3 separate regions of the Mus musculus genome follow, and all the other regions are linked to region 2. A link is a loop called in an ENCODE intact Hi-C map of the cell type or tissue named here. Cell type or tissue: heart. All regions are shown on one strand. Each heading gives the region's core, and the rest is flanking DNA. Links, peaks and the distances in the headings are about the cores only.

Evidence for each region. Peaks named below come from ENCODE experiments on the same cell type or tissue, not always from the same donor. Only the 100,000 strongest peaks of a DNase experiment are listed, where the experiment ranks them.
Region 1: it touches region 2 in a loop (2.8-fold over the local background); 14 of 42 quality-filtered maps call a loop at or near these places.
Region 3: a loop joins it to region 2, with 2.2 times the contacts of the local background. A loop is called at or near these places in 8 of 42 quality-filtered maps.

The regions. Positions count from the first base shown.
Region 1 is chr1:130,792,512-130,800,339 of GRCm38, forward strand. It overlaps a transcript of Fcamr not described here. Among named protein-coding and RNA genes, the nearest start is that of Fcamr, 4.5 kb to the right of the region's middle. In heart, for the core only: a CTCF peak has its summit at 4,642 (motif pointing right); no DNase peak of the experiment used is centred there.
Region 2 is chr1:131,056,228-131,064,055 of GRCm38, forward strand. Mapkapk2 (MAP kinase-activated protein kinase 2) reads right to left here. Exons shown (of 10, transcript NM_008551.2): 2 at 2,396-2,535; 3 at 2,125-2,189; 4 at 1,774-1,853; 5 at 1,267-1,393; 6 at 662-737; 7 at 187-311. Among named protein-coding and RNA genes, the nearest start is that of Mapkapk2, 38 kb to the right of the region's middle. In heart, for the core only: CTCF peaks have their summits at 4,248 (motif pointing left) and 4,470; DNase peaks (open chromatin) are centred at 3,384, 4,264 and 4,784; H3K27ac peaks cover 1,079 bases.
Region 3 is chr1:130,714,241-130,722,068 of GRCm38, forward strand. Yod1 (YOD1 deubiquitinase) reads left to right here and starts at 3,087. Exons shown (of 2, transcript NM_178691.4): 1 at 3,087-3,571; 2 at 4,476-7,828. The coding sequence starts at 3,244. The coding sequence ends at 5,179. Pfkfb2 (6-phosphofructo-2-kinase/fructose-2,6-biphosphatase 2) reads right to left here and starts at 1,581. Exons shown (of 15, transcript NM_008825.4): 1 at 1,481-1,581; 2 at 226-336. The coding sequence starts at 316. In heart, for the core only: a CTCF peak has its summit at 3,639; a DNase peak (open chromatin) is centred at 3,251; H3K4me3 peaks cover 2,260 bases; H3K27ac peaks cover 1,580 bases.

The DNA.
Region 1 (7,828 bases), core at 3,419-5,918, 260 kb before region 2:
TGAGTATGTAATGTTCTTTCTATCTCTTCTGATTACTTTTTGTTTAAAGCCTATTTTGGCAGATATTAAAATATCTATTCTTGCTTGCTTCTTGGGTCTATTTAATTAGAATACCTTTTCCCATCCTTTTCCCATAAAGTGATATCTGTCCCTGATGGTGATGTGTTTTTCTTGGATACAGCAAAAAGAAAGATCATGGTTTTGTTCTGGAGTGGGAGGAGGTGGTCAGAGATAGGGTTTCTTTTTGTTTAACCCTGACTGTCTTAGAATTTGCTCTATAGACCAGGCTGGCCTCAAGGTCACAGAGATCTGCCTGCCTCTCCTTCCCAAGTACAGAGATTAAAGGCCTGCACCACCACCACCCAAGAGATGGTTCAGTAGATAAGAGATCAAATTTTCTAATCTAATCTGTTAGTCTGTATCCTCTTGGGTGTGGCTGAGACCATTAATATTGAGACCTACTAACGAGAATTTTTTATTGATTCATGTTATTTTGTTGTGATGATGTGAGTTTTTCTTCTTTTGATTAGCTGTTCTTAAATTACTTATTCCTTGTGTCCTCTTGGGTTTAGTTAACCTCTTTACAATGAAGTTTTCCCTCTAGGACCTTCTATAGAGCTATAGTGGCAAATAGAAAAATGCATAAATTTGCTTTCATTGTGAAATATTTTCATTTGTCTGTCAGTTGTAATTGACAAATGCAGTTTAGACTGATTAGTTTAGTCTGGGTTGGTATCTGTGGTCTCTTATAGCTTGTAGAACATCTGTCTAGGCCCTTCCGGCTTTCAGAGTCTTCATTAAAAAGTCTGCCTTTATCTAATGTGTCTGCCTATATATGTGACTTGGCCTTTTTTCCTTACAGATTTTTCTATTATTTTTTTGTTGTTGTTTTATATATTTAGCATTCTGATTATCATGTTATAGAGAGTTTCTTTTCTGGGCCTGTCGATTTGATCTTGTAGCTTACTTAATAGGTGCCGCTTTAGATTGTGAGGATTTTCTTCAGTGATTTTTTTTTAAACATATTTTCTGTGCCTTTGACCCGGGCTTCTTTTCCTTCCCCTATACCTATTGTATATGAGGAGTTGCAGTAAAGAAAGTGATAACTTTACCATTTCATGATATGGTTAAGGGGAAGGTTTTTATTGTGCATAAGAGAGATAAAATACCCAGAGGCATCTGGAAGTTCAGCCTGCATAGCACCTTCTAACATCATCAAAGCTAGCTGTCAGGGAGGAAACTTCTAGTCTGGCTGCTGCTTGTTTCCTTCATAAGCTATGAACAAAGTATGTGGTGTCTTCAGTCAAGCCTTACCATCTATTTCTACTATATAATCAAAGGCAATAGCAAATAATCTATAGTCATGTGGGGAGGGGCACTCCCAATGTCTTCCTGACCAAAAGTGCATAGGGAGGATATCTCACACTTGGCACTGGCATTTTCCTGAGAATAGAAAGTGTAAGGGAAGAAATGTCCTTGCCATTATAAAGAAAACAACCTAGTATCTGGGAAAATGGAATCCTGGGAGTGTACCATTGCCTTTGAAATGTATTGCAGGTACTTGTGAATAGGGACTGAGGGAGCCTGGTGGCCAGTGTGGGATTTGATTTGTAACCACAGGTACATAACAGTGGAGAGCCATAGGTTCCCTCTATCAGAGGTAAGGGAAATGACTCCTTTGGAAGATGGTAATCAGTTTCCTATGTTTCTGAAGAATGCTGGCTTTTATACAATATCCAGAAATCCCCCTACAGTCCCTTTGAGCTCTATTTCAAATCTATGGACAGCCTGTGAAGCCTAGCACCTATTATTCACAGGTTTGCTCTTTTCATAGTGTCCACGATTTCCTGGATGTTTTATGCCCGAATATCTTTATGTTTAACATTTGCTTTGACTGGGTTCTCCATTTCTTTTCTCTTGTCTTCAAGACCTGAAATACTTTCTTCTATGCCTTTTAATATGCTGGTGAAGATTACCTCTGAGGTTTTTCTTTGATATCCTGTGTTGTTTATCTTAGTTTGCATTTTTCTTGAGAGATTCTCTTTCTTTCTTGAATTCTACTTTTATGTCTTCTTGACCTGCTTTCATTGTTCCATTAACCCACTTGTGTCTTCACAGGCTTCATTAAAACACTGGTTCATATTTTCTTTAAGGTCCTTGAACATATTTATAATTGACTATATGTTTAGCATGGTGTGGTTCCCCCACTGACCCCGCCCCCCTCCAAGAACGTCAGTTCACAAGATCTACCTTCTTTCCATGAAAAGGTCCAGGAACTACACTATCCATAAAAGCCTAAAGAAATGAGCTAGGAACTTGGTTGCCCACTATAACTGAATGTTAAGAATGTATTACTAAATGCACCACACTTTGATCATAGTACAAAGAGAAAACAGGCTGAAATTAACCTAGAAGGTAGCTTTGGTGAAGCCATAAGTTGCTATGTGGATACTGGATGAGAAAAGTCATCAGTGGACTTACCCAGCAGGTAAGACTTACCCAGAATGCTACAACATTCACTTGCAGGCAAGATATGCCCATGATGGCATCAACTATGGGAATAGCCAACACTTTGTGTTTGGATTTAAGGCCGATTCCACAGGAAACAGTTCATTCTCCTACTATAAACTAACCAAGATTTCATGGTTTTATGGGACTGGAGTAGTATCGCAGCAGCTAAGAGCTTGCAGAGGACCCAGATTTGATTTTTCAACACCTCTGAGCAGTTCACAATCTTCCATAACTCTATGATTTCTATAACAGTCCTAAAGTATAGAGCATCCAACTCCCATTTTTAATCTCCACTAGCAGCAGGCAATCACATGGTGCACAGACACACATGCAGGCAAAACACCAAAAGAAAGCCCCCAACCTCTCCTAAAGAAACAAAGAAAGAAAGAAACAAAGAAAAATGTCCGTGGTTGAGTAGGTCATAGGCCCTCTAGGGGGAACCTATTACTGTTATTTCACTAAGCATATCCTTTGCCTACTACTTTCTAGGCATTGGCTATTGCTGCTTTCAGTTTTACTCAGAGACGCTTCTTTTTAAAAGCAGCAATAGTTGACTCAGAGATGCATAGTTAGTCAAAGTGCTAAGAATAAGTGGCTACTAAGAGCTCATCCTTATATGAAGCATCTATATCAACCCCCACAGCACAGAAAACATCACCAAAGAGGGGATTAGAAGGATGGAAGCAGTGCTGTGAAATTCACTATTGTGCTCATGAATTCATAGCAACTGTGGTTACCTATACAAGGTCTGCACAAAAACAAGCTAGTCAAGATCACAGCTTGGAAAAGGTTGGGGATGGCCCATGAAGTCCCAGCCCTAGCAGAGACGTTATTGGCAGTTGATGGCTGCCCGATGAGTGTGGGGGTAGGGTGACATTTCTTTCAAGTCACTGATAAATTGTTCATGTTTATGCAGATGACACTAACCAGATTCTGTTGGTTATTAACAAACAAATAACAACAAAACAGAAGAGGAGGATATAAAAATGGGAGGGATGGGTGTTAGGGAAACCAGTATGGAAAGAGAGAATGGAATCGGGGTGGATACAATCACGATATACTGTATACACCTATAAAATTGCCATAGAATGGATAGGTGATTGGAATCGATACAGTTACTAGTTGGACCAGTGGGTCCTAGGATTGTGGTTTAAGACTTGTAGTGGGACCAGATGAAGTTTTTGAAAGTGCCCCACTTTGGTAAATACAGACCACTATCTCATGAGAGTAAATCTGGATATTATTGCCACCATTCTACTTTTAAAATACACAGGAGTTAGAGCTCCCACAATGTCACCCTTGAATTCAGCAACTATTCCCTACAAAAACTAGGTGGACTCTGAAAAAAAAAAAAAAACTCAAACAATAGTAGTTCCAACTCCCTCCCGGCACCTACTTATCTTCCATGAGCACACTGATGTGCCCTTAGGTGTTTGAATGCCATGATTTGGTATATTGCACTCTTTGCTTTTTCTTCAGAAGAAGAGGACTAGAGGCCATTAGCATTAATCTGGATTTGTAATGTCGAGGTTTTGTGTTTTACTGTCTATTATAATGGTAAGTTTGAGTCCCCAAAACCTGGATCCAGCACATAGCCCCTGGGACTCTGCCCCAAGTTAATTCTGATTGGTGAGTAAAGATATTGACAGCCACACAGAGCAGCTCTAGTTTAATTAGCTTACAAACAAGTAGGTCTCCATATGGCTTCTTCATCCACCCTTCATCTTGAATAACCCTCCCTCTCCTCCCTCCACACCCTTCTTTTCCATCTTCCACTTGCCATGCCTCACTTGAACTTTACACCCCCAGTTGTCCCCCTGCTTATATTTTCATAACACATGGAGCACCCAAAAGAAGGTAGGAGAGAGAGAAGCCCCAGCGTTATGTAGAGATGAATTCGTTTGTTATGTGAAGTCAAGTTGAAGAGGAACAGTAGACACACTACAAGAAGTGTGACTCGGAGGACAACGGCAGAGAAAGTCCTTCCAATGGATCAAACTCTAAATAGGGTGGTTAGTTATCTATTTTACATGAAATAAAAGAGTCTGCTGGGAGGTAGAGAGATGGCTCTTAGCAGCTAGGAATACTCACTGATTTGGAGAGGACTGTCTTCAGTTCTGGACTCCTCCACCAGGTGGCTCACTATTAATTGTAACTCCAATTGCAGGGGATCTGATCTCTGTCCTCTCCTCTGGCTACTGCTTCTTGTTAGGACAGGAACAGAAGCCTTCATGGACAAAGAGTGAAAGATGGGGTAGAGGCATATGGGTGTACAGAAAGTGGGCTAAATGTATGCATGACAATGCCCCCAAGAGAGAACCCACAGAGCCCCTAAGTGGACACACGGCTTAGCCACTTACTGTCAGCCATCTTAAGACTTTAACAACTTGGCACTGGCACAGGGGGCACCACCCTCTGCTGCATCTGTTCGTGGTCCTAACAAACAGCACAGCACTCCACTAAGCTCAGCCGAGTTAACTACTGTTTTGCTGCTGTGGCTTGTCTGTCTGTTTGTGGGTACTGAGAACAGAACCAAGGCCCTCGTGCATTTTAGGCAATTGCGTGACCACCTAGTTATAAGCCCAGTCCTGTGGTTTTTACTTTGCTATCGAACATCTGCCAGCAACATCAAATTGCTAGTATAACTCCACACTTCTCCACAAAGCCATCAGCTTCTTTAGTAGCAAATCAAATACTTAGAGCCCCTTTCATCTCTGCAAGGGCGATGATGCATTATCACAGGGTAAGATCTACAGAGTGAGTTCCAGGACAGCCAGGGATATACAGAGAAACCCTGTCTTGAAAAAAAAATCTATGATCTTAACCAAAGAATCCCAACCAGTATGAATGTCCCTCTCACTTCCCAGATTCAAACCCATCTGAAAATGTGGTAAGAGATGTGGGCTGTTATGGTGATCCACACCAAGCATTCTGGTGTGAACCACAGAGGAAGTTTTTAAACAGCTTGTGTGCACTCCTGAAAGGCCATCCTGGCATCTTTTGATCCACCTTTGTGGGCAGACTGCAGGAAGTCAAAGTAGCCTGGCATTCTCCTAACGGCTTTTTGAATGCCATCGGGTTTCAGGGTTGAACATTGCAGGGTCACAATCTCTCCTATCAGCTAAATGATGGTTGTAACTGTAAAAATTTGCCAAATGCCATTATAAAACGAGCACTTGAGCTATCCAAACAGCTTTCTCTGTCGTTCCTTGGAGTGGTGACAAGGCTCATAGTTCAGCTTCCTTTGTGAGTTTCTCAGTAGCTGATCAGGACGTGCAGTAATAGGGTTGGTTTTCCAACCCTTGATATGCTGACGAGACTGGAAAAGTGTATCTTTCCAGCACAGGACAAGGGCAGGGGAAAGGGCTTCAAAGCATCAGGTAGAAGGGGTGCAAAACTGCAGTCATACAGCAGGAATGTATGTAAGTCTTGACTAGCAAGGAAGAGAAAGCTCCGAGCAAGCAGCCCAAGGTGCCACCATTCATCTCTTGCTCTCCACTGTCGCTTCAGAGCTGAGCTTTTCTGTTTGCTGAGTTTTAGCTTTGTGATCATGTTTATCGAATAGAGCTGTTTGCTAAAACTGAGACTGGGAGCTCAGGGGTGGAGGAACAGGTAGAAAGGGACTAATAATATACTTTCACTAGACTCTGACATTTCATTCTGAACTCAGGGGGTCACAGTTGGTAGAAGCCAATGTAAATGTGCTACCACAGACTTTGTTCTGGGTAAGGAAGTTCAGTTACACCCTTATCCGAATAGGAGTCAGTACAAAGTTCTCTCTCCCATAAAATTTCAGAGCCAGAACAGCTTGGCTCCGGGTCTGTGCATTGTAAAGTAGCCTGGGATAATGATACTATTTATGTCTTTAGTAGCCTTTAAGTCCACTGTTGCAAAGTGGATTAAATTCTGAAGGCACTCTAATACACATCATTTATAAAATGAAAGTAAGATGTTGACTTTAAAATACAAATTTAATTTAGTGACATTCTTAAACTACTTTAATTTTTGTCTTTCAAATACCAAAATGAGAGGGGAAGGGAAGGAAGGAGGGGGAGAGGGGAGGAAGCCAGTGGGGGATTCATGAACAGATGAAAGCTTGCAAGGGATTTTCAGCATTCCGTTAGTATAAGACACCTGCTTCCTCTTGCTATAAACTAAGCTAGTGATGTTACCAGTGGCTGACATTTTCTGAGAATTTATTGTACCTTTTTGCATTTATTCTACATGATACCTTCATGAGGCAAGAACTGTTAATTCTTAATTAACATATTAGAATAGTCTGGTTTAAAAAGAACAAATAATCTGACCCATATTACTTTCCCATAAAAACAAAAGCAAAAACACCCAAACAAACAATCAAAGAAAAACAAAACAAAACAACAACAACAAAAATCCTTGGCTTCAAAGTCTATGTTATTCAACACAGCGTGATGTTTCCTAAGGAGAAGAGATGGGCTAGGCCTTAGCTACCCCTCTAGCACCTGCATGAGAATTATTAGTTCTGGGATGAGCCTCTGAGGGTAGAGCTATGCGCACTTCCTCTTATTGCACACTACTCAAGGGTACCACTTCTAAGAGGATGCCTCTCATGTGGCAGGTGTACTCTAACATGCAAGAGGTTATTGCCTACCAATGAAGATCAGGTGCTCAGGAATGGGAACCAAGTGGAAACCTATGCTGGCCAAGTCCTGGCATAGCAGTAGGCATGACTATCATAGTCACCAGTGCACACACACACACACACACACACACACACACAGAGAATATGTTGGGTGTTTTAGGGGGAAAATCAGTTTTGTTATAATTCACTGCAAAGTATTGAAGCATAACTAAGGACACAAGCCGTATGCAGAGGACCATTTGAATTGTGCTTATAAATTTGGGAGTAGCGGGTTATCATACTCCAAGAATCCCACTTATACTTCAATGTCTCCATATCTGGGAAAGCATTGGATAACATCTTCAACTGCCCATGGTGTTACGTAACAAAGCACCAACTGAATCCATGCTAAAGAAGAAGAACCTTTTGATTTGGCCCAAGGGTGTTATTTTCTATGAGGGGCCCTGGCAATGGTACTTAAGCACAGCCTACAGCACCCTTCCTCTTCTGGGCTCCTTTGTTCAACATGTTTAGGTTGTGTCAATTCAAGGCCAACAGTTGTAGGAACAAACATTGTATCTTTTGCAAAGAAAAGAGCCTCTGTAGACTGTTTTCCCAGGGGAAATACTGGGGTGCTTTTTAAGTGAATCATCTGCTTCAGCCACACTTGTCCAGGTCTCTTTCTTCTGTGAAGACCGTCTCATTAGTTCTATTGTT
Region 2 (7,828 bases), core at 3,229-5,728:
AGCCCTGCACATACACATGGCTCTGACCATGCCTCAGGCACTTCCCACAGGCAGAACACACCTAGAAGGCATAGGAACAGGTCCAAGTCCCCAGTTCCAGCACACATGTGAAAAAGACTGATACCTACACGTGCGTACGCTCGCACACACTCACTCTTTCCCCTGTCCCCGAAGGCCGGTTCCTACCTTCTTCTGATACTTCTGACCACTCCGGGTTAGGAAATTCATACTGGCCCATTCGAATACGAGTCTTCATGCCCGGAGAGATGGCAAGGCCGTGATTGGAATAGAAGGGGGGATACCCACACAGCCTAAGGAAGAGAAGGGCAAAGCGGGTGTTATTTAGAAACCCTGCACCACTAATCAGGTAAGAAACAGACTCTGCTTGTTATAGTCCCAGAGAAATCGGGACTGCAGGACCCAGGAGTCTAAGTGCCAAGGATGTCACCTAGACGGCTAGCCCATTAGCTAGTTTCTACCACCACTTAGCAACCAGAACCCACCAAGCATCAAGTGAAGCAGGAACTCAGAATTCCCAGGGAGCCCCCATCCGAAGGGGAAATGCTAAAGCCTCCTCTTGTCCTGCAGTGGTAAAGCGTCCCCAGCTCCCTGACGCACTGCAGCCTAGCAGCCATCCCACACCACACACCAGCCCACTTACAAAATATACATGATGACACCCAAGGACCACATGTCACAGGACTTGTCATACTTCTCCGGGCCCAGGACTTCCGGAGCTGCAAAGCAAAGATCACTGTGGGTTGTCCTGGCTCTTTGAATGCTGAGACCTCCCCTGCCTCAGAGTCCTTCATCCCTTCATAAAGAAAGAGAGGCAACAGTGGGGGCCGGGGAAAGAAGAGGACCCTCTCCCAGAAGGGACTCTGCAGCTACAAGCTTAGGGTGCAATCACTGCTGAGCCGCTGAGAACCTACAAACATGTGGCACCCACTTAGCTTCAGGAACATGTCCTGGGAGTGTATTCGTGGAGTCAGCTGGGACTTTAGAGCAAAATCTGAATCCCAGACTCCACGGAGAAACCCTGGCTCTCCTTAGGAAGAGTACACAGATCCCAAGTGCTGCCCTCAGCCCAGCAGAGCATTTTCATAGCACTCAATCACAGCTTAACTCTGGCAGCCCACTCATGGCGGGGCCCTGTCAGATCTAGTACATCTAGGGACATAAAGACCCAGCATGCCTAGGTCTATGGTCTCCTGAGATGAGCAAAACGAGGCAAAGACTCAGTCCTTGGGCCTCCCCTGAACTCACCCACATAGTATGGTGTATAACACGGAGTGGTCAAAGAGTTGTGACTGGTGGTTTCCTTGGCAAAGCCAAAATCAGTGAGTTTCAAAATGGCATTGGGCCTTTTGGAAGTATATAAGAGGTTCTCAGGCTGTGGAGAGAGACATGAGTGGATAAGATCCCTGTGGAAATGCTGAGGAACCCAAGTGGGAAGGACTGTGCCTTCCGTTCATCCGCTCAACCACTGCATCCATCCAGCCCCTCTGCAGCGGGCAGCGTGAAGGCATCGGCTCCCTGCTACAGAGACTGCCGCGTGGAGCCATGGGGACTCCTGTTGACTCAGAAATCCATGTGTGGGACGGTGAGGTGCTGACGAGCAGCCACAGGCTGAGTGCAACCAAACTGAGCTTCACTACCAAGTTTGTGGTCCCCTGTCCCAAGCCCCACAAGCCACAGACTGGGCTGCAGACCCATCCTACGCTGACAGACCAGGCAGTCAGGGAGCATGGGGTTTATATAAGCAGGTGTCACCTTGACATCCCGGTGAGCAATGTTGATCGAGTGCAGGTACTGGATGGCCTCGCCGATGCTCTTCATGATCTCTGACGCCTCTGCAGACGAGAGAGAAAACCCGAGCTGGAGGTCTGAAAGCTCAGACACCAACCTGCTGACGCAGCCCCAGTCTCCCACACCCACCAACTCATCAGACACACAAAGGAGCTAGGAGCTGACCCTGCCATGGCTAAGGGAGAGAGGCCCATGGCCAGCAGTGAGCCTGAGAAGGCAACACCCTCCCCCACTCCTGTGACAGGGCCCTTCAAAGAGCCTACAGTTGCCTACTGCTGTGCACACAAAGCCACTGCCACAGCAGACCCTCTCTACCTCTTTCTGTGAATGCCTGGTCTCCTCGGTCCTGGATTCGACTAAAGAGCTCTCCACCATCGAGACTGAAAGGAAAAAAAAAAAAAAAAAAAGGTACAGTGAAAGATCTGTCAACCAGCATGTCACCCCACCCCCACGCATTCCACTGCCCCCAAAGGAAGCCAGATGCTGATATCCCAAGCTTCAAGATCCATAGTGGGCTGTCTGCAGAGGCAGAGGCACCTCATCATGGCATGGGGATAGGATGGTCAGAACCCTGCAGGCTACTTACCACTCCATGACAATCAGCAGGCACTTCCTCCCGGCATACAGGTTCTCATAGACATCCACGATGTGCACAATGTGTGGGCACTGGGAGGCCCTCCAGTGCAGCTCCACCTCTCTGCGCGCCTTCGGACAGTCCTGGAGCATCTGCAAGGCCAACACCTCCTGAGTGACACAGGGCTACGAGAAACAGCTGGCCCCACCAACACTACAAATGTTTTCTTTCTTTTTCTTTCTCTCTCTCTCTCTCTCTCTCTCTCTCTCTCTCTCTCTCTCTCTCTCCTTTCTCTCTCCCCCCCCCAAGGTCACTCTCACAGCATCTTCCCCAACCTCTCCCCTTCCAGGACCCTAAGATGACTCTAATCACTCAACACAACACTTCAGCTTGACTCTCCAGAGCCTGAACAGGAAGCTGAGACAACTCTCATTCCATCAGCTAAGAGCATGAAGTCTACAGAAGGAGAGGCAGCAGTTAAGTATTGGAGGACAGTGTCCCACGGAGTCAGAACAAAAGGAACCACTTCAAGGACAAGAAAGGGAGCGACTCCAGAATCCTCAGGGACAGAAACTTCAAACCTATAGCAGACTCAGCCCGGTGGTCTCTGGAGTCAGCCCGATGCTGATTGGGACCCTGCTGCTTGCCAGAGTTGCAGCCTTGAGCCACACTCATGTCCCTTCTTGCTCCTGGGACTGGGTGTCCAGGAGCATGAAGTCAAGCTGGACCCTCATCAGCCTTAAAAGGCCGGATTCTGGTCAGTCTAAGCCAGCTACTTGTTTCCGCCCTTTAGCTACTGACTAGCTTAAGAACAAGCCTAATGTCCAAATGGCCCAGAAGAACTTTGATGGCAATTTACTGAGAGACAATCACAGAAAGAGCACAGGACCAACACTGTCTCCAGCACCTGGCAGCTAGGAGCATGCTGTCACCATGGTCCCAGTAAAGGGTCTGGCCACAGAGCAGTGAGAAGCCAGTGAGAGACAGCAGCTCCCAGGATCCCTGGGACATCACCAAGCAGCCTGTTTCCTGCCAGGCACAACCAGGAGACAAGGCAAGAAAGTGGGGATTCAGGGCCGACTGTGGCTCCTCAATGAAACCAGGGAGTGTGACCCTGCTTCCAAAGCAAAACAAATAAATAAATGGAAAATGTTCCTGATTGTTTAAACTCTTTTAGGAGAATTCCATTGTTAGAACCAAAGGCATCCTAACAGACCTCTGCTTTGTACAGTGGAGTAGCCACTTTTGCTCACAGCTATGCTATGAGGGTTAAACTGTGCTCAGTAGGAACAGCTATCATTTTTACTAGAATGCCTGCTCAATGCAGGGCACAGAAGCCAAAATCTGTAAGACAAAGACCTGAACAGATCTACCCATACATCACACTCTCCAACAGCTCTGGACATTCTGCAGTCTGAGCTGGCAGGGAAACAGGCCAGAGAGCAGACGGACAAGCAGGCAGCAGGCAGGCGCGGGGGGCCTTCGATAAGGTGGAGACTGGGCACTGACTAGAATGAGGCCAATGTGGACAAGCAGGGAGACCAAGAAGAGAGCTGAGGTCTGGGAAGTGGGGTCAGACAGCCAGAGACAAGCTCGGAATCCCCACCAATAACACTAATGTGCTTTCAGGCTATAGTCACGTTGACCCATTTCAGAGAGTAGCCTGCCCAAGGCTAAACTCCTAGGATGACAGCCACAGCCTGCATCAGGCCTGACAGACAAATTCCAAGTCTTTCCACCCTATCACTCAGAGTCTAAGAAACTGTCAGAGGCTGAAACTTCTCAAAGTGGCTTCAAAGAGGCAACTTCTCAAGCAGAAACCCACAAAGAAGACAGCTATCTCCCATGTGCTTTGTGTCACACTGCCACCTTGTGGTCAAATGAGAGCATGGCACAAGCTTGTATGGGGTTGGGGTGGGGGGTGGGGGTCACGGGGTGTGCATTTTTATTTTCCCATGTTGTAGGAGGAACAGAAAGAGACACTGGCCAATTCCATGTGCACATAATCAAGTAGTGACTGAACTTCTACTGTAGACCACGCATGGCACTGAACATCAAAACCAAAACAGACTGACAATCGGAAATGCCAGGCTAGTGCAGCAGGACAGATACCCACCGGAGGCAGGCACTGGAAAGATTCATAATTCAAGTCTCTCTTCCATTCTCCACCACAGTACAGAACAAAAGTAAAAAGAATCCCATGGGGGAACCCACACCCTCACTCTGCCTCCACATCCGAGGGCAGGAGATAGATATCAGAGATGAACACCCTGGGGAGCTGTTGGGCCCCACGTTCAGGCCACGATGCCAAAGTAGACAAAATCGTAAAGACAACAGACAGTGCAGGCAAGCGTTCTGAGGAAAGTTGATCCGTAGACTGCACACTGGGTTTGGGATCCAAGAACACAGCTGTCTTAGGATCACTGCTATCCACAGCCGGGGTTCGTCCATGGCACTGGGAGGGTCAGGTTCCACCTCACAGACAGGAGTGTTAGGGCCAGCATACTCAACAGTTCCAGCTGAAGTGGGGTCATCCTTCCTGGCAAATACATGTCCAGTAGTGCCACACCCATACTCCCAGCACTTGTGGCCCGGCAGGAGGAGTTCTCTGCCAGCCTGGGCAATATAGCAAGTCCAAGGCCAGCCTGGACTATAGAGAGACCAGCTTATAAACGCAACAAAAACAAAGAAGCTCTACATAAGGTTCTCTTCTCTTAAGCTAAAACCAACACTTTCCATACTGATGCCTTCTCTCCACAGGTGAAATAAAGTTTGATTTCTTTAATCAAATCCCTCCTCTCTCTTCCTTCACCTAGTAGTAAATGTATTTTCAAGCTCTCTCCTCCAGGGAAAATTTCTGGAGTGTGGCAACTGCCTTACTATCTAAACTGTGTCCCCCCTGCACCTCCACAGTGGGACAGGTGGGTGCATGCACTTGCTGCAGGCAGGCCTCTCTCCTCCAGGTGAAGTCAACTGGATAAAGACTAGGAAAATCTCAATCCTTAGAGAAAACTAAAATTTTACAGGAAAACAAGTAACTGAGATGAACTTCATTAGGTTTTATCCTCTAGAAACTTGGCTAGGTTGGGCAGATTAGGGATAACTATGAGAAGCCTTGATTTTTACAATACGTATAGAGGTTTTAGTGGGGTTTTGTTTGAGATAGGGCCTCCTGTATACCCAGTGTTATCAGACCTTCACTGGTTATGAATACTAATTGAAGCTATGGAAGGCCTTCATAGCAGGCAGGCGGGCGGGTTAACATCAAAGAGCGGGGCCATGAGGTGCCACAGACACTTGTAGACAAGTGTAGCATACAGAACACTGGAGAGAAAAAGCAAGAATGCACGGATCTCAAGTACATGGCTAAGTAAAGACAGACAAGAGAGGTGGCCTGAGCCATCCAGGCAGAGAGGTGACAGGAAGCTGCTAGCACACCCCAGCTGAGGAAGAGCTGGGCAGCCAGGAGGGTCACATGGGAAAGGTCTCATTCCCACAGTGCAGAGAGGACACTGGAGAACAAAGGGCTCAGGACCTTCGCTCTGGGGGATGGACTTTCCTACAAAGAAAAAAACCACAGCATTGAGAGAAGGTGTACCTGGAAGGAACTGAAATCCATGATACCCATGCTAAGCCTCGAACCAATTCTGTGCCTTGACTCAGCCCTATATGGTGTCTCTGAAATGCTCTTGCAGAAAAGGTCGAAAGATGTGTGTTCCAAACTAAGGTACACAGGCCAAGGAGGCCTGAAAGGCATGCAGGGTTCAGGATCAGGTCATGGAGCCCACAACCCAGGGAGGAAGTTTTAGGTAGGGTCAGTGAGGGAGGTGTGGGAATTGTGCACAGGATTAAAAACAGGGGCCCTAGACTCTGGTTGTACACCTTTGACCCCCTTACCTGCCCTCCAGGAGATCTTCCATCATGGGGTCTCCTGAAAAGATAGTCTAAGTCAACCCAAAAGCCAAAGAGGAAAGAACAGAGAGGAGCCTGGTCCTATGGCATGACATGAGGACAATAGGAGCAACAAATAAGCTGCCCCCACATACTTTATACCTCAGAGACCTCACACACTGGAAAACGAGGGAGGGGGCTCTGAACTCCACTGAGAGTGGGGATCCTAACCCCTGGTGCCTCCCATCTTCTCATGTGCTGAACAGGCCCATGACAGGCCTGAGGGGGCAGCCTATTAAACACATGTAACAAGGACAAGAATGCACACTAGCAAGACCAGCTTGGCACACGACAGGCACCACACCAGGGTTCTGCTATTATTACTCGGCTGCTATTCCTGTACATCAGTTCCCCTGAGGTGGGCAGCTGGAATCCCAGGCACACCCACTTCCCTCAGGGGTTATTCATAGCCCTAGACACCAGGCAGTGGGGACCCAGGATATGGTGCAGCCTTGAGTTTCCCTCTACACACCACTTAAAAGGGACAGCTGGAGCGGGGATGTGCCGAGTCCGACTTGGTGCCAAGAGTGATGCACAAGTCCAATTCAGGCACCAAGTGCGCTGCTGTGTTGTTAAACAAGACCTCTACATTCCCAGGAGGCAGCTGGGGGCCTGGAGGAAAGCCCTGTGTGGGGCACCAACTCACCACTCCCTTAAGCCAGGCCACAGTCCCTCTTTCTGGACCACAAATGCTTCTTTTGTACCACATGGATGCCTCAAAGCTTTTCAGGGTAAAAGGAAAGGAGGACCTGGAGCCACTGTAGGCAAGTCTCAGCAACCTCTTTCGTGAACATTCAAGTAGCAGGCATAGCTTATGGTTGGAGTTCTCCAAATTAAATGTCTAAGTATTTCCAATGTGTCATCTCACCTGGCTCAACCCTCTGGAAGGGAGCATCCTATTTTATAAATGAGGTCCTCCATTATGGAGTAATCTTTCCATAGGATTCTCCAGCCAGCTGTGGCAGGACTGGAATATGAAACCCATGTAAGTAGCACTTCCTCCCAGACACCTAGACACACACCTCTGCAGGCCTCTCCTAAGCGCTCAGTCCCCAGCCGAGAACCAGCTCACTCTCCCAGGGTGCAGGCCTGAGGTCCCAGTCGTCACCCTTCCCCACTCCAGGAAGGAGTAGAGTAGACTGGACCTGCCCAGCCACTGCCTCACTCACTCCAGCTCCATCCATTCCTATCCTAGCACCATCCGCAGCTCTTCCCAGGGAGAGGTGAAATGCCACACCTCCTCAATGCTCCGCCGCTCCTTCCAGCACGAAGCCTGGAGTGGTGGAGCTTCCATACACAACACAGAGAAGCTAACTTGATTTTAGTTGGATAACTGTAAACCGAGAAAGGCCTGGGGAAGTCACGGAGCTTTGACACCAATACATACTGTCCTTACATCATTTGCTATTTCCAACAGATCCTCAAGGGTCCACACCCATAGATCCAAGGCCAGAGAGGGTCCTAGGGACGAAACACACAGAATGCCTTCATTCT
Region 3 (7,828 bases), core at 2,318-4,817, 340 kb before region 2:
GGAAACTTGCATGATGAGTCAGAGGGCAGCCTGGGTTACACTGCAAGTCCCCAGCAAGTCAGGGTTCTGTGCTAAGATCCAAACGCAAAATAAATAAAACATAAACTGCCATGCAAAGAATTACTCCCCACCCCCACAGAGAAAAAGAGTCTAGGATACAAATACATTTCTGGGACAAAAACCCCACGAGGGATCCGCAGCCAGTCACTCTTTACCAGAACTCACAGCATGTCTTCCCTGCCCTTCGCAGATTTGAGGCGTGGGGTTTATAGCTGCTGTTGCAGTCTTCTGGGGAAAATGTACTATTCTCAGACATGGTAGTTCTTCAGGAGGCACCTGGGAAAGGAGAGATAATAAAATAGAAGGAAGGGAAGGAAGGTATCCCTAAAAATGGTGCAGAGAATTAGTGTGACAAAGGGAAGAAGCCCCTACCAAGATCCAGGTCCAGCCTCTTGCTCCTACTTCACAAACACTTGTTCTTGGGTGTCACAAACCTGACTCCTCACGTATACAGCTGCACCCCAACTTTGCAGTTCTTTGCTGACTTGGTTCACACTCATACATCTCAAACCCAGCAAGCCTTCCAGTAATCTTAATAAAGCAGATTTTCCTAGCATGATTACTTCGTCTTATTTTACAGAATTGACAAATGAAGATAACCAAAGTACCTTGTTCAAGTTTCTTGCCCTCACATTCTAAGTTTAAGAATACAGACAGAACAGAGGTGGGAATCAGAAGCGCTGGAGATGCGGAGAGATGAAGTGCACTTGATCAAGAAAGCAACCCCAATCCAAAGGAAAAACTCAGTCTCGGCGGGGGGGCGGGGGGGGGGAGAAGGAGGGAGGGAAGGAGAGGGAGAGAGGGAAGGAGAGAGAGAGGGAAGGAGAAAAAGGAGAGGGGAAGAGGGAAGGAGAGGGAGGGGAAGAGGGGGACAGGGAGAGAAGGGAGAGAATGAGAATGAATTTGGAAACTGGTGAGAGGGACGGACGGGGTGAAAGCACACTCTAGGAAGGAAGAACTGTAGTGGAGCTGTGATAGCCCTAGCATGTTACATTCTCTGACGTTCTCCACCCTCCCTGCCCTTTCCTATCCATACCCTAGGGCGCAGCGGAAGTAAATGACTTATGGAATGTTACCTGCAAAATAAGCCTTGCGTCCTGATATCAACTAGGGTGAGAGGGACTGGGACTCACTACTCAAACCCCGATGCCAAGGAGCTCAAGACAAAAGATTCTATTTAAAAAAAGGAAAAAAAGAAAAGAAAAGAAAAAAGAAAACCCGTGCACGGCTCCTGGCCTGACAGAGCCAATTCTCCAGTCCTCACTCCGCAGCTGCGGCTCAGTGTCCCTGAAGGGCTGCACGCCCAGGAGCGTCACCCGGAGCTACACTTCCCGAAAGCACGAAGCACTGTCGCTCTGCACCATCCCCGCGCCCGCGCAGCACCCCAGCCCCGCGTCCAGACTGCTCAATTACCGCTCACCCTATGACCTGTCCTATTCGTCCTCCCTGCTGTAGACCCAGTGTCGCCACCGGAGCACCGGGTACCAAAGCTGGCAGACAGACTGAAGTAGTCCGGGCTCCGGGGGTTGGGGCGAGTCACGTGGGGCGCTTGGCCCCGCCCACGCTGGCGTCAGCCCTCACCTGGAGGCACGCTGGACCAATGAAGCACCTGCAGGGCAGGGGGCGGGCTCCTGGGGTCTGGGAGGACCTGTGACAGCCTAAGGCTGTCAGCTCGCAAAGCAGCCGGCCCAGGGGAGCTTGGTGGCATTGTTGCCTGGAAACAAATGGAGCTGGAGGCGGGGTGAATTAAAAGCCTTCCCTTCCCCCCCCCCCTTCCCTTATTCTCGCGAGACCTGTTTGGCTGACATCTTGCGTGGGAGTGACTGGTGAAAAGTGAGGCTTAACGCCTTCGTTCCTGAATCTCCAGCTAGACTAGGTTCTGGGAGGTTGAGGTCGGCTTGTAAAGATGCCTTGCTGGCTACCAGAAGGCAAGAGCTAACTAACTACAACTTCTGGTCAGCATCCTTGGAGCCTATGGATCCGGGAGCCTCCCATTCACCAGACAGGTGACTCCAAAGCATGTTCCTTGATTTCCCCCTCCATCCCTGGACCCAGGCTACATTATCTGTGGTCATCTGGAAGAGCCAAGGAGGAGGAGAAGTGCACCCGCTCCTGGTGTGAGGGTACAGAGGGACAGATTCGCTGTAACTGATTCACAGTAGAGGCTGTTGCAGTGGGGTTTATATCTCCCAGAACTACTTTTCAAAGTCACTCCCCCTGCACACCATTGGTACCTGACAATGCTTGACAGTCCAGAGTGGGGAGGGGGACTTGTTTGCTGCTTTGGCTAAACGGTGGGGGAGGGACCCTAGAACTGTTTTCACTCCTTCCTTCTTGACCCGAGAGTCAAGTCATCTTCCACACAATCCAAATATGCGTTTCACACCCCCGCGGCGAGTTCCAGCGTGCTACGAACTGTCATTATTCGGCGTTTACTGCACACCTTTAGAACTATGGTCAAGGCAGTCTCGGGCTCCCGGGCTACAGAGTTGGAAACTGGCTAGCTATCTGGTCAGGTCTCCTCTCTGCCCGTCTGTCTTCTGTCTCTCGGCCACCGCGAGGACTGCGTTGCCATGATGAAGTGTCTTCCTACTGGGATACGAGGAATCGGACTGGAATCCTGATGACCAAGAGTGAGTCCTCTTGAGCCCTGCCACCAACCGCGGGAGTGAGGCGATCGCCCCAGGCACGGCTGCTGACCTCATACAGTCTTTCTGAGGTGGCAGATGGACGCTTTCAAGTTCGTCTCACGGGACTCCCCGCTCGTCCCGTCCACTTGGCCTCAATGAATCAGTTCGGCGCAGCCACGAACCCCGCCAGCGGCGTGACTGTTTGGTGGGTCCTTCTGACCTCTCTTGGCATTTGTTTACCTTCCCGACGATGAGTCGGCTCTGCCTGGTGTTTGGGAGGCTGCTTTCATCATTGGCGACCTCCCTGCAAGGTGACATTCTGCTCTGCTAGACTCGGGAACTCCTTCCCCGCCCTCCTCCCTGGAGCATAAATGCTGCCGACGCGAAGCTCGCCTCACCGGAGCGCTCGGGAGAGCCGGCCGACCCCCAACCCTCACCCGCGGCCGCCCTTGCCACTTTAAGAGCCCGCGCCGTTTTTGGAAGGACCGAGGCCGAGTCCCCCCCACCCCCCACCGAGGTGTCGCGAGAAGCGCCCCAGCGGCCACCTCTCGCGATGTTTGGAGGCGCCAAAGGCGGCCATTTTGGGGTCCCCCCCGCTGGTTACTCCGGCGCTGTCCCCCAGTCTGAGGCTGGGACCAAGGCTGGCCCCGCAGGAGGCCGGCCGGCCGACACTATGTGGCGGGTCCGCTGCAAGGCCAAGGGTGGCACCCACCTTTTGCAGGGTCTTTCCAGCCGGACCCGCTTACGGGAGCTGCAGGGCCAAATCGCCGCTATCACCGGCATCGCTCCCGGCAGTCAGCGAATCCTCGTTGGCTACCCGCCCGAGTGCCTGGATCTCAGCGACCGGGACATCACTCTTGGGGACCTGCCCATCCAGTCAGGTACGGGCACCGGCCGGGGCCGGGGAAGTCTTGGAGGACGTGGAGGGGAGAAGAGTGAAGCTAGTAAGGCAGAGTGCCGATGTGACAGCTAGGGGCTTCGAGGACCAGAACTCCGGGAAGGCCGGGGCAGGTGTCAAGTCCTTTACTTGTGATTTAGAGACAAGGCTGGAGTCTTGAAGTCCCCTGTTCCCCAAGCCTGCTTCCAGGTCATTTGTTTCCTCTGCTTTCCCAAAGGACAGCAGGACCCTTGTTCCCTGACGGGATGGTTCTTTTTCCCTATCCCGATCAGCAGGTCAGCGGTTGAGATACCAATTTTTCGTTTTCCCTGTGTGTTAATTTCTTTTTATCTTGTGTCTCATATATATATATATATATATATATATATATATATATATATATATATATATATATATACATACATACATACATACATACACACACACACACACACACACACACACTTGGACGTTGTGTTTATTGCTGTAGAATTAACCAACAGCAGTTACTTGTTCCCAGGTTTAGAACTTGAACGTCAGTGTTGACCATTCAAAGCTTTTTCCATTTTGTGGCAAGGCCCCTCGAATCGAGCTGTCAGATGGTATAGGCATGCGAAGTGCAAAGAACACCCCAGTGACCTACCTAGTCTGTGGAGAACATCTGAAAGATTTGGTTTTTAAGTTGAAATGCAGCGCGGAGCATTTTGTTCTGTTTGCCTCTTTCTGAAGACACTGAACTAAACACAAACAAACTTAGAGAGTTACTGGCCTCTTGTTTACAAAGTTGTGTTCTCCTTGGTAACCCGCTTTATACTTTTAACTCCTTTGCTTTCTAATTTTCTGAGTTGGCTAATAAACACCCAATCTATAATTTCTCTGCAGTTCTGGATTTGTTTTATTTTTGACAGGTGACATGCTGATTGTTGAAGAAGACCAAACCAGACCAAAAGCTTCACCTGCGTTTTCAAAATATGGTGCTCCTAGTTATGTCAGGGAAGCTCTGCCTGTGCTTACCAGAACCGCAGTCCCAGCAGACAACTCTTGCCTCTTTACCAGTGTGTACTATGTCGTGGAAGGAGGAGTCTTGAATCCAGCTTGTGCCCCTGAGATGAGACGCCTCATAGCACAAATTGTAGCAAGTGATCCAGTCTTGTATAGTGAGGCGATACTGGGAAAGACAAACGAAGACTACTGTGATTGGATCAGAAGGGATGATACGTGGGGGGGGGCAATCGAGATCTCAATCCTGTCTAAGTTTTACCAATGTGAAATATGTGTAGTAGATACACAGACAGTCAGAATTGATCGTTTTGGGGAAGATGCAGGATATACCAAAAGAGTTCTGCTTATCTACGATGGCATTCACTACGATCCGCTTCAGCGTAACTTCCCTGATCCAGATACCCCTCCTCTGACCATTTTCTCCTCAAATGATGATATTGTTCTTGTACAAGCACTGGAATTAGCTGATGAAGCTAGAAGAAAGAGACAGTTCACTGATGTAAACCGCTTCACCCTGAGATGCATGATCTGTCAGAAGGGCCTAACCGGACAAGCAGAAGCAAGGGACCATGCCAGGGAGACAGGCCATACCAACTTTGGAGAGGTGTGATCTATTCATAAGAGTGGGAGCCTACTACCTCACAGATCCAGAAGGCTCTGGGTTTTCCAATAAGCTATTCATAACCCTACAGAATAGAACACAATGCTTGGACCATCCTTTTATCCTAAACTAGTATGACTGACACTGAAATTCCTTGTTAAGATTAAAATCAGTGTGCAAGTTTACAGATGTGTGTCTACACTAGTGGCATGCCCTCTTTCTACTGGGGGTCGGAATAAGGTGGTTTTGGCCACTTGGGATGCTAACCCGAAGACTGGATTATATTATAAACCAGCACCTAGTGGCTTTAGCTTATAGAAGAAAACATCATATTTTAGGTAATGTGGAAAGCCTTGTGGAGGGCCACTGGACATATACCACAATGTCTCCAGTAGTTGATTCCTTTTAATAACTTTGAATGAGTTAGTAGTTTCTAAATTCTGAATTGATCCATCAAATGAAGATACTCAGAATTGTCAAAACTTTTTATATTGCAATTTGGTAGACTTTATAAGTGTATCTAACTACTTACAAGTATATTGAAAGCAATTTTACGGGGAGAAGTATGTCCCTTGAGAATGTTATCTAAAACAGGGATTAATATGGCCCTGTTGCGATTTCTAGTGTATAAAAGTAGAATGTATAAGGGGAAAAGGTGCCTGAAGCAGCTTCCTGAAGCTTTAAAAGACTGTTGGCCTCTTGTTTTAATGCAATTCATGTATTGTTATTTGTCACATTAGGTAATTTTTTTTTTCAGTGAAGCAGGGTATGCCTTTTTAATTGCTAATTTAGTTTAAAATTCAAGAAGTATCTTGAAAATTTGAGTGTTTAGTTCTTTTGTTTTTTTTTTTTTTACATACATATAAATTTTTCTGAAGGGATTTGATTTCCTCAGCTCTTCAGCTCAAAGCACTTCTTACTAACAAGTCTTCCTCTAAAGTGTCAATGGAATGCTTTGGTTTCCTGAAACTCTTTTCCGTAGAGAACAGTATTCATAGATCCACTATGATCTTTTGGATATTTCACAGTTCTGCAAGTTAGTACTTTGTTCATCTGTGATCTTTGACTTTCAGTTTTTAAATAATTGATTTGGTTTGTTTCACTTAGAAAATATACAAAGTTTTAAAATCCTTGCCTTATACAGCTCTCTCAGAATATTGCTACCTAGTGTTAGGTATGTAGCCATTTGCTTGATGGATTGATCCTCAAGGCACTTGCTCTCAAAACTTAGCTTCACTATAGAATCTTCCAGGTAAAGTTTTCTACCTCTTAATTCTTCTAAAGATCAGGGATGCTAAGTTATAATTTGTTGTATATCTGTCATACAGTGTATAGAGGCATAATGTTGTGAAGTTTTGTTATCTTGATCTCATTTATTAAATATCTCAGAGAACCATTTACACCAATGTGCTTTAAAGCACTTAACATCTTTCCATGATTCTTCTTAGCAAATGTTTTAAAATCAAAGTCAACCCTTAGCCTTTTACATGGTAATGGTGACCATGTCAAATTAAGGAATATTAAAGTGAACAATTTAGAAAGTTCCTTTAAGGACAATTGAACAATTCACAAAGTATGCTTCAATCATCCAATGAGATTCTCTTTTGTGTTGAGACAAAGTCTCCCTGTGTGTTTCTTGTCGGCCTGGAATTTGTTATATAGACCAGGCTCCTCCAACTCAAAGTGATCCTTCTGCCTCTGCCTTCTGAGTGTTGAGATTACAAGTAGGGGCCACCGTACCTGGCCAGATGACTTTTCTTGAATGCCCTTTGTGCACATAGCCAGTCAGGCAATGGCATTATTATAGTCATATAAGTTGAAAATGTTTTTCTTTTTTGAACTGAGCCTTAAAGATAGTTCTAGTGAGCTTAGGATGCCGGACACTTGGAGGTCATGACATGTAATGACTGTCACAAAAGTCTCTTCAGACCTGTCCTCTGGGTTAGATTTTTTAAATCTCTTTTGTTTTCTCTGTAAAATATTTAATTTAAAGCTGTACATTAAAACTGTAAAATTGGGTTATGCACCGTATTTATAGAGCTTACCTTTACCACTTGAGCATCCAAATTCAATATTTCTAAAAATTTGGATCCAAGTTTGTTCATGCAACAAGTATTTATTGAATAACTTATAATGTGTCAGGCATGTTCTATTTTTTGAAAATAAATTCCTGTCACTTTAAAATTGAGTCTATATAATGTACAGAGGATTTGTTTAGTAAACGTAAAGAAATAGAATGAGCACTGGTATCTTAAAAATCAAGTCTTTGTTCTAAGTGTTATTTGTATGTCTTGTTTAGTATTTATTTAGGGGATTGTTTCTTATTCTATTTTTATCTTTTGCTTGGTTTGTCAGGTAGACACTTGATAGTAAAATGGCTTTCAAAAAGACATTTTAATCATTTGCTGATATGAGAACTGGTTTGAGAGTAGTGTTTTTGTTGTGAAACATTCCAGGTGAAGCATTATATGCAAATTATTTAATTATTAATTTCTGTTCATTCCAAATACAAGCTGTTAAGCCTCATAGAATTTAAAAGATTTGTTTCATATTTTTTCCTGTATTTATTAAGCTCTTGAAATTGTGAGGAAACTCATTTTTAGAATTTTGAAAAAAAAATCTGTGAATTTAGTTGCAGCAACGCTAAAAAAAAAAAAA